2 separate regions of the Mus musculus genome follow, and region 1 is linked to region 2. The links are chromatin loops, found by intact Hi-C in ENCODE. Cell type or tissue: left cerebral cortex. All regions are shown on one strand. Links, peaks and the distances in the headings refer to the core of each region. The heading gives the core; the rest is flanking DNA. Region 1 holds the start of Mir1668 (microRNA 1668). Region 2 holds the start of Asf1b (anti-silencing function 1B histone chaperone).

What was found. Peaks named below come from ENCODE experiments on the same cell type or tissue, not always from the same donor. Only the 100,000 strongest peaks of a DNase experiment are listed, where the experiment ranks them.
Region 1: it touches region 2 in a loop (4-fold over the local background); 10 of 42 quality-filtered maps call a loop at or near these places.

Annotation. Positions count from the first base shown.
Region 1 is chr8:83,720,850-83,729,139 of GRCm38, reverse strand. It overlaps Ddx39a (DEAD box helicase 39a), which reads right to left. Exons shown (of 11, transcript NM_197982.3): 5 at 8,000-8,183; 6 at 7,288-7,406; 7 at 6,779-6,910; 8 at 6,582-6,691; 9 at 6,347-6,491; 10 at 6,106-6,253; 11 at 5,789-6,015. The coding sequence ends at 5,999. It overlaps Adgre5 (adhesion G protein-coupled receptor E5), which reads left to right. Exons shown (of 20, transcript NM_011925.2): 9 at 6-83; 10 at 700-859; 11 at 929-1,045; 12 at 1,172-1,395; 13 at 3,111-3,275; 14 at 3,794-3,985; 15 at 4,142-4,371; 16 at 4,453-4,522; 17 at 4,611-4,702; 18 at 4,780-4,948; 19 at 5,063-5,161; 20 at 5,238-5,889. The coding sequence ends at 5,267. It overlaps Mir1668 (microRNA 1668), which reads left to right and starts at 5,156; the gene lies at 5,156-5,262. In left cerebral cortex, for the core only: a CTCF peak has its summit at 4,163 (motif pointing left); a DNase peak (open chromatin) is centred at 4,192.
Region 2 is chr8:83,951,076-83,959,399 of GRCm38, reverse strand. It overlaps Asf1b (anti-silencing function 1B histone chaperone), which reads right to left and starts at 3,706. Exons shown (of 4, transcript NM_024184.2): 1 at 3,463-3,706. The coding sequence starts at 3,571. Gm10644 (predicted gene 10644) reads left to right here and starts at 4,067. Exons shown (of 5, transcript NR_169070.1): 1 at 4,067-4,297. In left cerebral cortex, for the core only: CTCF peaks have their summits at 2,361, 3,872, 4,079 and 5,252 (motif pointing left); DNase peaks (open chromatin) are centred at 2,373 and 3,918; H3K4me3 peaks cover 1,327 bases; H3K27ac peaks cover 323 bases.

The DNA of each region.
Region 1 (8,290 bases), core at 1-8,000, 230 kb after region 2:
CCCAGACTCTCTTGAGATTCTCTGTTGAAGTCCAGAATCTGCTCCGTGACTTCAATCCAGCCACGGTCAACTACACCATCCAGGTGAGGGAGACACTTGGGACCCTGGTGCATCGTGGAACATGTCACAGGCTTCAGGGCAGACTGACAGCATTCTATCCGTCCGAGCAGTATTTCTGGTTTGGGGCACATGGATCTGACATGTGCAGCCATGTGTGTGGCTACTACACAAGGGTTATAATGGCAGTGACTGGGGCAGTTAAGATTGGAATTAAGCAGAGCATGATGGCCCACTCTGCTTGGGGCCTTAAGAAGGATCTCAAGTTCCTGAGTTAGACATCGATGACATGCCTGTGACTCCAGCAGGTAGAGGCAGGAAGAGCAGAAGCCCAAGGTCATAATGGAAGAGCACCAGTCTAGAATCCCCAGTGAGGGCTGGGGGGGGGCATGGCTCAGCAGAGCCTTGGCAGTCCCTGTGCCTACTGTTGTTTACGTGCTGTTGTGACATGCAGATGCACAGGGTCATAAACTTCACCTCCTTGTTTTCTGGCTACTGTGTAAGTCTTACTGCATCCCGCCAGCTGACTCCCCAGGGAGCCCGCGTGGCTCTCCAGTGTCTGCTGGTAGGCAGAGTGGTCAGGGTCCTTCATTTAGTTTCTGTGGTTCAAAACCTTAGCAACTCTGTCACTCATTACCCCAGAAACTCATCGAGGCTGTGGACAAGCTGCTGGAAGACCCCATGGAGACTGAAACCCAACAAGTAGCTGCCCAGTTGCTCTCGAACCTGGAACAAAGCCTTCGGACCTTGGCTCAGTTTTTACCCAAAGGCCCCTTCACCTACACGTCCCCTTCAAATACTGGTAAGCCTTCTTCCTGCCCCACCCCAGGAACCATCCTTGGTTCCCCCAATCATGTCCCTGTCTCTTCAGAACTGTCCCTGATGGTGAAGGAGCAAGACAACAAAGATGTTACCACAGTGCACCACGGCCAAACTTGGATGGAGCTGGACTGGGCTGTGACAGCTGGAGCCAAAATCTCAGAAAATGGTAGGGGTCCAGAGAGGGCGCCTGCCAGGGAAACCAGGGTGAGGTCTGGAGAGGACAGGGAGACACCAGCCCACTGGGAGGAGTACAGAGAGGGGACAGGAGTTGAGCCTTCATGTCTGCCCCCAGGCTCCTCGGTGGCAGGCATCCTGTCCAGCCCAAACATGGAAAAGCTGCTGGGCAACACCCCGCTGAACTTGGAGCAGAGAAGGGCCTCCTTGGAGGACTTCTATGGAAGCCCGATTCCGAGTGTCTCACTTAAGCTTCTCTCAAACATCAATTCTGTCTTCCTGACCAACACGAACACTGAAAAGCTCGCCTCGAATGTCACGTTCAAGTTCGACTTTACTTCTGTGAGTCCTCCAACTGGAGAGAGGGGAGGGGTGGGGATGCTCTGTGGCTCACCCCCTAACCAAAGTCAAAAGTCAGGGCAGCGCCTCTTGACCTACATGGTACGAGAGAACTAACTCCCAAAGTTATTCTGACTCCTTCCTCCAACACACACACAAAATAAATGTAATAAAAAACACTAAAAATACATAAAAAATTTAAAATCACAGCTGTGGGGTGTGTGTGGTGACACATGCTTTTAATTCTAGTACTTGGGAGGCTCTCTGAGTTTGAGGCCAGCATGGTCTACAGAAATTCAGGATAAAGCTCATAAAGACTCTGTCCCAAAAAATAAAACAGCAAAAAACAAAACTAAATAGATAAAAAAAGAAATAAAATCTGAGCTGGGTGTTGTGGCACAGACATTTTCCTCTCAATTGCTGGGAGGCAGGAAATTCAAGGTTCAAAGCCTGCCTGGAGTGAAGTTAAGGCCCACCTGAGCAACTTGGCAAGACCTTGTTTTCAAACTCAGTGCTACAGTTGGTTGGCATTCAGAAAGTCCCTGGGTTCAGCCCCTAGTACTGCTGAATTGAATGAATGAATGAGCAAACAGATAAGTAACTGTGAGGCAAGGCCAGTAGTTGACTCAATGGTGGAATGCTTACCTGGCATGGTAAGGTTTGGTCTTCAGTATCATAAAATGTTTTAAAAGGGGTGGGGAGATGGCTCAGTGGTTAAGAGCACTGATTGCTCTTCCAGAGGTCGTGAGTTCAATTCCCAGCTCCCACGGTTTCACCAAACCTTAATTTAATTCCCAGCCTGAGTTGGGACCTACATGGTAGTAGAAACCAGTTTTTTTTTCCATATTTTTTATTGGGTATTTATTTCAATTACATTTCCAATGCTATCCCAAAAGTCCCCCACACACTCCCCCACCCATTCCCCTACCCACCCACTCCCACTTCTTGGCCCTGGTGTTCCCCTGTACTGAGGCATATAAAGTTTTCACGACCAATGGGCCTCTCTTTCCACTGATAGCCGACTAGGCCATCTTCTGATTCATATGCAGCTAGAGACACGAGCTCCAGGGGTTATTGGATAGTTCATATTGTTGTTCCTCCTATAGGATTGCAGATCCCTTCAGCAGCTTGAGTACTTTCCCTAGCTCCTTCATTGGGGGCCCGTGATCCATCCAATAGCTGACTATGAGCATCCACTTCTGTGTTTGCCAGGCCCTGGCATAGTCTCACAAGAGACAGCCATATCTGGGTCCTTCTAACAAAATCTTGCTAGTGTATGCAATGGTGTCAGCGTGTGGAAGCTGATTATGGGATGGATCCCTGGATATGGCAGTTTCTAGATGGTCCATCTTTTCGTCTCAGCTCCAAACTTTGTCTCTGTAACTCTTTGCTGTTTGAGGCAGCCTGGAGTGTATGAGATAGTATACATAGACTGAGGACATCCAATAAACCTAGTTTTTGTTTTTAAATTACAATCTGTAGGCAACCATTCCCGCTGGCTCTTTTAATTTCCTTGGCATTTATTACCTGCTACTGCTTGTGATGTTTCAGCTCAGGGCAAGGGCTGGTGTCCTGTTGTTCAGTTGCTGGCTCCTCATGCTCTCTGAGCACAAAGTAGATACTTATGTAGCCAAAAGCAAGGTTCTCAGCTCCCCCAGACTGGCCCTAAGTGTGCTCAAAGTGTGCTTCCGACACCCTCACCACCTATCTGCCCACAGGTGGAGTCAATTGAGCCACGTCATGAGCTGATATGTGCCTTCTGGAAAGCCCACAACGGGAATGGGTACTGGGACACCGACGGCTGCTCAATGAATGGCACTGGCTTCTGCCACTGCAACCACCTGACCAGCTTTGCCATCCTAATGGCTCAGTACCATGTGCAGGTAAGCGGTAAGCTCTAGACCCACAGGTAGCCAGGTGTGCTAGGCAGGAGCATGGTCTCCACTCAAGGGTGTTGTTCAAGCAGGCTCCTTTGGATGGCCCCATGCCTTGCTTTTTAGCTCCTCCCCTGGAATCCTCTTTATGACCCAGTAGCTGATGGATGCAGGCCTCTTGTCTGAGTCACTGCACAACTGTCAAGAACTGCTAAAAGCACACCAGTCTGGGCAGATGAGATGGGTCAGTGAGTAAAGGTGCCTGCAGGTAGCCAACCTAATAACCCGAGTTCCATCTCCAGAAAGCACAGTGACAACAGATACTTCACCCGGCAACCCTCCTCCCCTGCAAATAAAAGGCCCTGTGTAGATTGTTCCAGGTAGTGTAGCTTCCTGAACATGGCTATTACCTGGGCCACATGGTCAGCTTGAATTAGCCAGTTGGCCCTGTAGTCCAAGACAGGATGCAGGATCATAGGTAGGAGGGGTGTGAGGGCACACCACTCATCCTGGTTGCCTGCTCCTAGGACCCAAGGCTGGAATTGATCACCAAGGTGGGGCTGTTGTTGTCCCTGATCTGCCTGCTGCTGTGCATCCTGACCTTCCTGCTGGTGAAGCCCATCCAGAGCTCTCGAACCATGGTGCACCTGCACCTGTGCATCTGCCTCTTCCTGGGCTCAATCATATTCCTGGTCGGCGTGGAGAATGAAGGGGGTGAGGTAAGTTCCAGAGCATGGAGTTAAGTCCTAGGAGTAAGGCCCAGCTGGGGCTCAGTGTGGAGCCAGAACCTGATGGAGCCCCGCTGCTGGGGCATGAGGCTTTGAAGCCCAGTGGTCCTACCGGGCACTGATTCTTCCTAACTCTCCATCCCACAGGTGGGCCTGCGCTGCCGCCTGGTGGCCGTGATGCTGCATTTCTGCTTCCTGGCCGCCTTCTGCTGGATGGCACTGGAGGGCGTGGAGCTCTACTTCCTGGTGGTGCGTGTGTTCCAGGGCCAAGGCCTGAGTACATGGCAACGCTGCCTGATTGGCTACGGGGTGCCCCTCCTCATCGTGGCCATCTCAATGGCAGTTGTCAAAATGGATGGCTATGGGCATGCAACATAGTGAGTGTACTGAAGTGAGGCCCAGGCTGGGCGGGGCCAGGGCTGGGGCACTGACTGATGGGGCACCTTCTCCTCCCCAAGCTGCTGGCTGGACTTTAGGAAGCAGGGCTTTCTCTGGAGCTTTTCGGGACCCGTGGCCTTCATCATTTTCGTAAGTACTCTCTGGGCACTGGAGGCCTGAGCAGCCAGACTGCTAACTCCTTGCAGCCCTATAACCCGAGACCATGATCCCCACTCAGTGCAATGCTGCCATTTTCGTGATCACTGTCTGGAAGCTCACAAAGAAGTTTTCTGAAATCAACCCAAACATGAAGAAGTTAAGGAAGGCGAGGTGAGAGGGGCAGGGAAGGAGGCTTTGGGGCAAGGGCTGGAGACCGGGCTGTTTGCTACAGTTGTCCACCCCCACAGGGTGCTGACCATCACCTCCATCGCCCAGCTCCTTGTGCTGGGCTGCACCTGGGGCTTCGGCCTGTTCCTCTTCAACCCCCATAGCACATGGCTATCCTACATCTTTACCCTGCTCAACTGCCTGCAGGGCCTATTCCTCTATGTGATGCTCTGCCTGCTCAACAAAAAGGTAGGCTGACCAGAGCTGGCTATGGAAGAGCCCAGGGTGGGAGGAGGCAGGGCCAGGCCTGAGTCCCTAGCCCAGCTCCTTTTTTCCCCATAACCTGGTGCCTTGTGTTCACAGGTGAGGGAAGAGTACTGGAAATGGGCCTGCATGGTCACTGGGAGCAAGTACACAGAGTTCAACTCTTCCACAACAGGCACTGGCACCAGCCAAACACGGGTAAGGGGCTGGCCTGCAGTGGGGCTGGGAGGGCAGGCCTAGGTGAGCTCAGCCTCAAAGGCCTCCTTCTCTGCAGGCTCTCAGGTCCTCAGAATCAGGGATGTGAAGGCGAGTTCCATGAAGGACAGCAGCACATACTCACGGCTGTCATTCTGCCTTCTGTTCCTGCCACCTTTCGGCCTTTGACCCCACTTCATATAAAGAAGGGATGCAAACCCAGCAATGAGCCCTGCCACGGGGCAAGGGGTCGCTGGTCCTGCTTCTGGTTGTCTCTGCCTCACCACAGCTACTGCCTACCAGAGAAACAGAATGCAGCCAGCCCAGACCTGCAGCCCACTGCCTGGTACACGAGGCAGGCAGTCCTAGGACAAAGGGAAGAGCCCTTGAGACCTGGGCTCTTTGCCAGGGTGCTGGGTTCAGTTTCCTTAAGCTAAGACTGTGGATGCCACGTCAGCCACTGAAGCCCGCCTGCTGCTGAGGCTCACGGTACAGAGGCCTCGCTGCTCCACATCCAGGGCAGAAGGTCTCACAGCTAAAGACTAGGTTTTGTAATTTTTTTAACCTGTAAACCTTTCAATGTTGACACACAAAATTAAATATCATATTGATAAAAAAGATGGCACGTTTGCTGGTGAGAAGTTTGCTGGCTTGACCCAACCCCATGAGATGTTGACCGAAAGGGATGGGGCTGGAGCCATGCATTCACAATAAAAGTTTATTCTTACATCACTAAAGCTTTGGAACAATAAAAAGAGACATCGATTTGTCACCTAGAAAGAGGTTCTGAAGCAGCAGGTGGGAAAGAGAGTGGCCATGTTGCCCTGGCTACACATACGGTTACCGGCTCTGCTCAACTGTAAAGACAAGAAAGACACAGTGAGTGAGGATAGAGGGCCTTTGCTCCTGAAGCCCCGCTCCTGCCCTGAGTGGCTCCAGGTACTCACTGTATGTGGAGATATCTATTTCCTCTGGAAGCTCAGCTACATTCACTTCAAACCGGTCCTGAACATCATTAAGGATTTTGGCATCATTTTCATCCGATACAAAAGTGACTGCCAGGCCCTTGGTACCAAAGCGACCAGCACGAGCCACCTGCAGAGAGATGGTCAGGAGACAGTCACTCCTGAGGATCTGAGAAGGGTGGGGGAGGTCCTGAGCCCGCCCACACTGGGAGGAGGCGCTCACTCGGTGAAGGTAGGTGTCTGAGTCCTCTGGCATGTCATAGTTGAAGACAATGTTGACTCGCTCAATGTCCATACCTCTGCCAAACAGATTAGTAGCCACCAGGATTCGTCGCTGGAAGTCCTTGAACTGCTGGTATCGGGACAGGCTAGAGCGGGAGACAAGCAGAGGCATTAAACCCGAGTCCCAGGTGTGAGCAGCCTTGGCCCTGGTGGACATCACTCACTCATGCACTCACCGCTCCTCCTGGGCCATGCCTCGGTGAATAGCGATAGCTGGGAAATTCTGCTCCACTAGGAGCTGGGCCAGGGCCATGCAGCGTTGCACAGACTTGACAAAGATCACCACCTGAAGAAGAAGGGTGTTTAGGCGCATAGATAATCACCCCACAGGCCCATATCTTGGTGTGGAAGGAAGGAAGGAAGGAAGCATCACCTGGTTAAACTCTAGCACGTCGAGGAGGTCGAAGAGCTTACGGTTCTTCTCACTGTCCTTGAGCTTGACGTAATACTGCTGCAGCCCATGCAGTGTGAGCTTGGTCTCGTCGTCCACAAACACCTCCATAGGCTGTGTGGGGAGGGAAGCAGGAAGGGGCGAGTAGGGCTCACTTCTGGGCGTCTCATGTGCCCGGAACCTTCCAGAGAGCAGCTCCTCTGTATTGATGATTCCCAGAGGGCCTGTTGCACCCAACCTCAGTAAACAATTCTCTCCCAAAAGCCGGATGTAAGCTCTGCCTCTGGCTCAGGTGTGGACCACTCAGCTCCCAGTTTGACAAACCAGGGGAAGGAAGGAGGCCGGCGAAGCCTCCTAGCATCCTCCAGGCCATGAGAGCAGTGTGCTTGTCGCAGAGTGGCCCAGCCCATCAGAGAGGGCCAAAGCTGCTGCGCTGAGGTGTTGGCCACGGTGGGCAGGCAGCCAGCCAGCTGGGGCGTCACCCTACTCACATCCTGCATGAACTTCCTGCAGACTGGCCGGATCTCCTTGCTCAGGGTGGCGCTGAACATCATACACTGCTTCTCGTGGGGTGTCAGACGAAAGATCTCCTGTACATCCCGGCGCATGTCTGGATGGGATGCCAACAAATCGCAAGCCTGAGTGTCTTGTCTGACTGAGCAGACCCACAGCAGAGAGGAACCAGCCCTTCCCAACCTGGACCGGACAACACTGGCACCATAGCCGTGGTGGAGTGGGCCCAGGGGTGTCCCCGCTGCCTGAGGGGCTGGGCTCGGATGGGCGGGAGCGCAAGCATGGGAGGAGCTGCGGTCCACTTACTCGCTGCCAGCATGGAGCGGCTGCCAGTGCGCCTTGAGCCACGCTTCAGGAAAGGGAGCCTGAGGCAGAGACAGCCACTGGCGTGAGAGCTGCAGCTGCTTCCCAGGACACATGCCCATCTCTCCCAGCCCCTGATGGTGGCTGAGGCCACTCTACTCCTCTAGATTCCCTAAAGGGCTGGCAGCTCATGGGGCCTAGGGTCCAGAAGCAGCACATACTCTGTAACCTCAGAATTCCCCTTAGGCTTCTCCTAGAAACCCTGAGTTCTGGCCACCCATGTGACCCACTATAAGAGCCACCTCTGCCTGCCCTATCAGGCCCCCTAGAAAACGGCTGTGACTCTATGAGTGGGAAACCAGCTGGACAGGACAGTAGGATGCTCACCCAGCTGTTCCAGCATCTTGTCACATTCATCTAGCACAAAGTGCTTCACATTCCTCAGGTTGAGGCTCCTGCTCCGCACAAGTGCCAGGATCCGGCCTGGTGTCCCCACCACAACATGAGGACAGTTCTTCTTCAACACATCTTCATCCTTCTTAATGGAGAGGCCTCCAAAGAACACAGAAACCTATGGGGACAGAAAGAAAGCTGTTTCCACCATCTGGGGGCAGTGATCCTTACAGCATAGGTCCCACCCATCCTGAGGGGACCTGACACTCCAGCCCCACTCCCTCA
Region 2 (8,324 bases), core at 290-8,289:
GTCAGGAAGATGAAGGCCATCTTTCAGGCCCATCAGAATGTAAGGAATAAAACCAACCATCATAACTTAGAGGAAAAACACCCTCTTCTATCTTTTCAAAGGGTCCTGATGTGACAAGAAATTCTACGGTCATTCTTAATATGGTCTCCTAAAATAGCCTGTTGAGCTGATGATACAGCTCAATGGCAGGACAACTGTTTAGCATGTGTGTAGTTCTGATTTCTAACACAGAAATAAAAGACACCACCACACATAGGACTCCTACCACCCCCACAAAAAATAAAGAGGTTAAAATTAAATAAAACTTGCAAGTAGGGTCTGGGGAGATGGCTCAGCATTTTTTTTTTTTTTTTTTTTTTTTTGGTTTTTCCAGACAGGGTTTCTCTGTGTAGCCCCAGATGTCCTGGAACTCACTCTGTAGACCAGGCTGTCCTCGAACTCAGAAATCTGCCTGCCTCTGCCTCCCGAGTGCTGGGATTAAAGGTGTGCGCCACAATGCCTGGCGCATTTCAGAACACTTGCAGAGGACCCAGGTTTGATCCAGAGCACCCACACAGTGGCTCACAACTGTCTCTAATTCCAGTTCAGGTAATCTGACGTCTTCTGGCTTCAGAAAAGGAATCTGGCTAGATGTCTCAGCAGATAAGTGTTTTAAGAACCTGAATTCAGGGGCTGGTGAGATGGGTCAGTGGGTAAGAGCACCCGACTGCTCTTCCGAAGGTCCGGAGTTCAAATCCCAGCAACCACATGGTGGCTCACAACCACCTGTAACAAGATCTGACACCCTCTTCTGGAGTGTCTGAAGACAGCTACAATGTACTTACATATAATAAATAAATAAACCTTTAAAAAAAAAAAAAAAAAAAAAAAAAAAAAAAGAACCTGAATTCAGGGTACTGGAGAGATAGTTCAAGGCTAGAATCCAGTATTGACCTTTAAGATCCAGGTTTGACTCCCAACACCCATGTCGGGAATCTCAAATCAGCTATAGAGGATCAGTTGTCTCTGCCTTCCAGGGGCTCCCATGCATATGCCACCGCCAACATAGACACAAAAATAAAAAAGAAAGGAATGAGGTCACATGTGGAGGTGTACACTTTGAATCCCAGCACTGGGGAGGCAGAGACAAGCAGATCTTTGACTTCAAGGCCCTCCTAGTCTACAGAGTAAGTTCTAGATCAGCCAGAACTATATAGTGAGACCCTGTTTCAAAGAACAAAAAGAAAAGGAAAGAAAACCCCATTACTGAAGAGAATAAGATGGTGGATCCCTGGCTTACTAGACAGCCAGACTACCAGTATTGTAGCTCCAGGCTTTACAGAGACACTGTCTTTTAAGTAGGACAAGGCTAGAGAGACAGCCCATGGTTAAGAGCATTGGCTGCTCTTCTAGAGGCCAGGTAAGATTCCTAACACCTCCATGGAGACTCACAAGCCTGTAACTCAAGTTCTAGAATACCCAACTCCTTCTGAACTATGTGGCTATCAGGCACTCAAGTGGTGGCATAAATACATGTAGACAAAACATACACACAAAAAATAAAATAAAATAAAAATAAAAAGGTGGCCAGGCAGTGGTGGCGCACACCTTTAATCCCAGCACTTGGGAGGCAGAGACAGGCGGATTTCTGAGTTCGAGGCCAGCCTGGTCTACAAAGTGAGTCCCAGGACAGCCAAGACTATACAGAGAAACCCTGTCTGGAAAAAACAAAAAACAAAAAACAAAACAAAACAAAACAAAAAAAGGTGGACAGCAATTGAGAAAGACCACTTGCAGTTTCTCTGGCCCACACCCACAAATTAAACTAAAAAAAAAAATAAATAAATAAAAACAATCTGGACTCAGAACTCAGAGACAAACTTCAATGATAATGCTTCTACTACTATCTGGCTGACTTGGAAAAATCACCCTGCTCCTATTAAAACATGACCAACAGGCTGACTCTAGCCTCGCTGTTCTGGTTCTATAAATAAGGAATAAAAGTAATACTAGGCAATGACCATGCAACCATTTTTAAATGCAAGGAGCACAAACAGACTGATTGAAACCTGATCTCTCAGCATCTGGGAACTGTGAATCCCTTAATCTATCAGCTCCTTATATCTCCTCTTGGCTTCCAAATAAATCGTATTCCACACTGTTACTCTACCTTTTATTTATTTATTTACACCCTGCCTTGTTCCAGTAAGGATTTAACCCAGCTTATTCTATAGTTAGTCATAAGTAGATTCATTTAAACTTAAGGGGTAAGAAACTAGGGAGAGGCTGAGCCACTGACCCACCCCAAGCACACACATAGCAGCTCCAAGTGAACAGGAGTGGCTGGCCTTAACTGAATACCACCAACAGCCACCAAGAGGCACTAGTTGCCACAGCCTAGGCTCTCAGAGCTCCACCTCCTCAGCTGCTACATCCTTTCAACACTCAGTAGAGAAATGGTCTCGTGGAGTGTTGAAAGCAGGTCCTCTGAAAACAGGACTTGCCTTTTGCTGGGGAGCTGAGAATCCAAAGTGACTTCACAGTTTACATGTTCATGGATTTATTTGAAAGTCTTTTGCTCTTTATGGCTCTTGTTCTCTCATCTGTGTGATGAGAGCCATGTCCACCTTTATGTCCCACAGATGAATTAAGTCATTCTGTGAAAGATCCACAAAAGCCCGTGGCCTCCCAGTTGATGGAAGTTGGATCCCATCCCTGTTTGGTCAGTCCACCCACTCCCCAGACAAGGTCAGCCCATCAAAAGGGATGAGGGGTTCCTTGCACTGAGTTAGCTGGCAGCTAGTAGAAATCTCAGAAACTGGAAGAGGCCTGCCTGGCTGTGGCACCCCTCACCTCAGGACATTCACCCAGACCAGGAGCTGGGGAGACCAAGTTACCTACAAAGCCTGGAGTCAGAAGCCCCCATCTCTCCTCAGAGGGAGCTCAGACATAGGATCTGGGACTAACCTAAAGGAAGAAGGCTTATAGGCAACACCATGTTGTTACGGTTGGCAAGCAGGAGTTGTGGGGGACAAATCTGGAGTTGTCTGGGGAGGGGGTTTTTGGGAGCCATGGGGTGAAGAAGGTCTTGACATGGGCGGACAGGGCAACAGAAGAGTCTGGCTGCTTTGTAGGAAAAGATACCCACAAGGAAAAGGGGGGGGGACGGGACTGGAGGTTGGGATTCCATAGGACACGTGGATGGTTTCTTAGGAGGAAGGGCATCAACGCGGGGTCTAGCCATAGGGAAAAGGCGTGGCTGCGGGTCTCCAGGGAAAGCGTACAAGGACAAGCGGTGCAAGACGAAGGGTGACGAGGCCTCCACCAGACAATGTACACTGGACAGAGCCGGCTCCACCGAGAGACCGGAGCTGGGCCATGGAGGCGTATCTAATGGGAGATCTAGTTGGCCCCGGGAGATTGGGGGTGGCGAAACCCCGAGGGCAGGAGGGTCTGGGGTCCCCGGCTCAGGCCCGGCCTCACCGTCAGACAGGGCCTCACTGCATTCGAAGCTGATCTCGAACCGGAAGGGGCTGTGGAAAGGGCTCGGGTTCTCCAGCACAGCCACATTCAGCACCGACACCTTGGCCATCACCGCGCCCGGGAGCCGCAGCTGCTGTGGAGACTTCTTCACAGTGACTTGCGACAGAGAAGAAGGGGGGGACGACAGGACGGAAACCTCCCTGCGTCTCCCAACTCTTCCCTCTGAAGCGCTCCTCCGCTCAGCGCGCTCCCTTCAAATAGCCGGCTCCGCCTTCCAGCCAATCGCCGCTAAGGACCGATGACGGCGCGAGCCATCAGCCAATCTCGAGGCGTCTTCAGGCGCGCGCCTGGACCCTCAGACCAATCAGAGAAGCTCCCTCTTCACGGGCCCCAGGAGGCGGAACGTTAATCTCTTAGCTTCGTAAAGGTCTATCGGGAACCAATCCCTGGAGTCTCCGACTGGAATAGCTCGCTCCGGGGTGGGCGGAGTTAGAGCGCGGAACTTCTCTTGTCCAATCCCAAGGGTTACCGCACCGGCATCCCCCGCCCCTCGTTCCGCTTTTCCGGTAGACGCACCTCACAGAGAGCAGCGCCACCAACGGCCGAACGGTGGCGCGCGACTCTCACTAAAACGCGCTGAGAAGACGGCACTCGCACTCGCAGTGATTGAGTATCGATCGTGGGCGTGGCCGTAAGCGGGTTTCTGAGACGTGATTGGCTATTATGGTGGGCGTGAGGAACGCCGGGCTGGAGAGCTGTGGAAATCGCACACCCTCACAGTGAAAAGCTTTAAGGAGGAGAGAGTGGCCTGGGCGGTTTAGGCGGCTGTCAGCAGGTGAGCGTTTCTGGGGACTACCCTGAGGGGTTCCTACCTTTGAAAATCATGGTCGAGGAGACTGTCGAGAAGGTTTAGATCACCCCTGAGACAAGATGGCGTAGCGATGAGAGGGGATACAGGATCGAGTCTCAGTCCGAAGGGAGTTCTGGTTCGTGGACAGACCAGGGTTTGAATCCTGCCTCTGCACTCTGTCTTTCAGCCCGGGCTCGGTGACGCACGCTTTTTATCCCAGCACACGGGAGGCAGAGGCAGGTGGACCTGTGAGTTCGAGGCCAGCCTGGTCTGCAGAGCAAGTTCTAGGACAGCCAGGGCTACACAGAGAAACCCTGATCCAAAACCAAACCAGTTAACTGCCGCTGTCTGTGAAACTTACCTTTTCTCCTTACTTTCTGGTTCTTTATACCCTGTCATAGCTTCTTACACAACCTTTACCAATCACATCTTTTAAAGGTTAAAACAAAATGGAAAGGTAGATGCGTGCCATTAATCTCAGGACTCAGAGGTAGGCAGACTTCTGTGGGCCAGCCTGATCTACACAGTGAGTTTGGGGAAGTAAGTAAATTAGTTTTCATACTTGGCCAATGCAAAAAGGCCAAGAAGCAATGAATATGATTTTTAATAGACACTTAACTAAATAGGACAAAAATAATCATTTCAAATATGACCATTCTAAAAACACCAATGAGCTATCCTGCACCTTTTTACTCATTGAGAAGTCTTTGGGATCCTGTATGTGTTTCACATTTCAAACAGGTCTGTAACCTAGCATGGGACTGTCCACTTTTATTTGAAAGAGGTATCTGACCTTTTATATTTCACAAAATTTATAGTTGAAAATGTAAGGGGCTGGTGAGATGGCTCAGCAGGTAAGAGCACCCGACTGCTCTTCTGAAGGTCCTGAGTTCAAATCCCAGCAACCACATGGTGGCTTACAACCATCTGTAACAAGATCTGACTCCCTCTTCTGGTGTGTCTGAAGACAGCTACAGTGTACTTACATATAATAAATAAATAAATATTAAAAAAAAAAAGAAAATGTAAGCCAGTAATTTCAGCACTTAGGAGGCAGGTTAGGAGTTCAAGGCCATTCTTGTGAGATGAGGAATTTGAGGGCTAGAGAAGTGGTTCAGTGCTTTAAGAGTATACTGCTCTTGCAGAGGACCTGACTTCCAACCCGCTCTAGCTTCAAAGGATCTGATACCGTCCTCTGGTCTCTGTAAGCATCTGCACTCATATTGTTTAAGTATATAATATTTAAGAATATATATTCTTAGCTGGGCGTGGTGGTGCACGCCTTTAATCCCAGCACTCGGGAGGCAGAGGCAGGCAGATTTCTGAGTTCGAGGCCAGCCTGGTCTACAAAGTGAGTTCCAGGACAGCCAAGGCTATACAGAGAAACCCTGTCTCGAAAAACCAAAAAAAAAAAAAAAAAAAAAAGAATATATATCCTTATTATTTAAGGATTTTTATTTTAATGCTGGAACAATTATTCAGCAATTAAGAGGCAGGCAGATCTCTGTGAGTTTGAGACCAGCCTTGTCTACAGATTGAGTTCCAGGACAGCCAGACAACATAGAGAGACACTGTCTTGAAACAACAACAACAACAAAAACAATAAAACAAAACCCAAACAAGAAACCCCAGAGGACCCAAGTTTGGTTTCCAGCCTACAGGTGGCATGGCAACTCACAATCGTCTATAGATAGCTTCAGCTCCAGGGGATCCAAAACTCTCTTCTTACCATTGATTACACTAGGCAGTCATGTGCTGTGCATACATATAGCCAAGCAAAACAATAGTACATAAAAATAAATGAATCTTTAGAAAAACAGCTGGGTGTAGTGGCACACTCCTTTAATCTCAGCATTCAAGAGGCAGAAGCAGAAAGATCTCTGTGAGTTTGAGAACTCCTGACATTCCAGGACAACCAGCTATACACAGTGCCCCCACCCCAAAAGAACAAAAAAGGAAAAAGAAACTATGGGTTCATGTACTTCAATCCCAACTGTTCCCAAGTATGGTGGTTCAAATGAGAATGGCTCCCATATGCTTGTATATTTGAGTGCCTGGCTCCTAGATGGTGGAACTGTTTAAGAAGGCTCAGGATGTGTGGTCTTTTTGGAGGTGGTGTATCACTAGGAACAGGTTTTCTCTCTGTATGTTCTCTGCCTCCTGCTTGTGACTCAGGATGTGAGCTCCCAGCTCTTCCTACCACCATGCTTCTACTCCCACCATCATGGACTCTAAGCCAAATTAAATTTTTGTTTATAAATTGCCTTTGTTGTGTTTCTCAGCAACAGAAAAGTTAACTAAAACAACTACATCTTTAAAAGCTCGCCTGCCAGTCAGTTGGTCTGTCCGTTGATGGTGCACACCTTTATTCCCAGCACTTAGGAGGCATATGCATGTGAATCTCTGAGTTTGAAGCCAGCCTGGTCTACAGAGCAAGTTCCAGGGCAGCCTGGGCTACACAGAGAAATCCTGACTCTGGAAAAGGGGGGCAATTTAGCCCCAGAACTGAAATGAAGTAGTTAGGTCTTAGCACTTGAGAAGATAAAGATAGGATTGTACACAATTTTGAGGCCAGCCTGAACTATATAGTAATGCATTGTCTCAGAAAGTAAGATGAATTAATGATGGAGTTGCCATATATTTCCTAGACATAAGCCAAGTTTGTTCCTCTCTGTTTGCATTGTGGGCTACTTTATCCCTCCACCCATCCTCTTCATACCCCAGCAAAGCTTATTAGCCACAATACTCTGGTACTTATAAAGCAAGTCCTGTCCATTTCATTCTTGGTACAGCTAGCTGAATGACCTTCAGCCATAAACCAGATCATGTTATTATTCTGCTTAAAACCTTCAAAGGCTTATCCTGCTTAGAATGAAACCTAAGATCTTTACTATGGTTCAAGAGGCCCTTCATGGTGGCCCTGGCTAACCTCACCACCCTCATTGTCCAGTTTCCTGTCACTACTCAAAACCTTGCTGGCTTTATTTCTTCTCTTTCAACACCAGTCTGATGTCCTGCTTTGGGGCTTCGCACTTACTGTTCCCTTTGCGTAGATTATGTTTTCCCTGGGTAATCACTTGCTGTCTCATCTCCACTATCAGGAATGTCCTCAGAAGGTTCCTCAGACCACCTTATCTCATATGGTCCTTCTTATTTTTATACTCTGGATCTACTACTCGTTAGTCTCATAGGCTACTCACATCCTCTTTGTGCCTTAGTTTTCTCATGTATATTGCATTTATTAGATACTTTTAAAAATATATGTATGAGTGTTTTTTCTACATGTATGTCTCTGTAGCAGGCTTGGTACACAAAGAAGCCAGAAGAGCATGTCAGATCTCTTGGAAGTGGGAGTTTCAGATGACTGTGAACTGTATTGTGAGCGCTGAGAATTGAGCCAGGGTCCTATACATCAAGCCATCTTTCCAGCCCCTGTTTATTTTTATTTGTGTGCTCGAATGCAGAAGTCAGAGGACAAATTGTAGAAACTGGCTCCCAGGGATCCAACTCAGGCCATCAGGAAAGTGCCATTATTCACCAAACCATTGCAACAATTCTGTGTGTGTGTGTGTGTTATGAGTATTTTACCTGTATATATGCCTACATATCACTTTGTGTGCCTGGTGCCTACAGAGGACAGATGAGGGCACTAGATCCTCTGGAAATGGAGCTGAAAACAGCTGTGAGCTACCATATGAGTGCTAAAAACAATCTCTGCAAGAGCACCAAGTGCTCACACCCAGTACCCACTGAGCCAGCTCTCCAGCCCTGCCAGCCTGTTTTTTTTTTTTTTTTGACACAAGGTTTTACTTTGTAGAGGCTATCACATCTGAGGACCCTCACCATCTCCTAGTTATGGGGAATGGAATCCTAGTCCTTTGGTTTGCTAGGCAAGCACTCTACAATGAGCTACAGCTGCAGAACTTTGTTAGTTTTGAACTGGGCTTTGTCTTATTATTATTATTATTATTTTCTGATTGAAAACAGAAATCTGGGCTGGTGAGATGGCTCA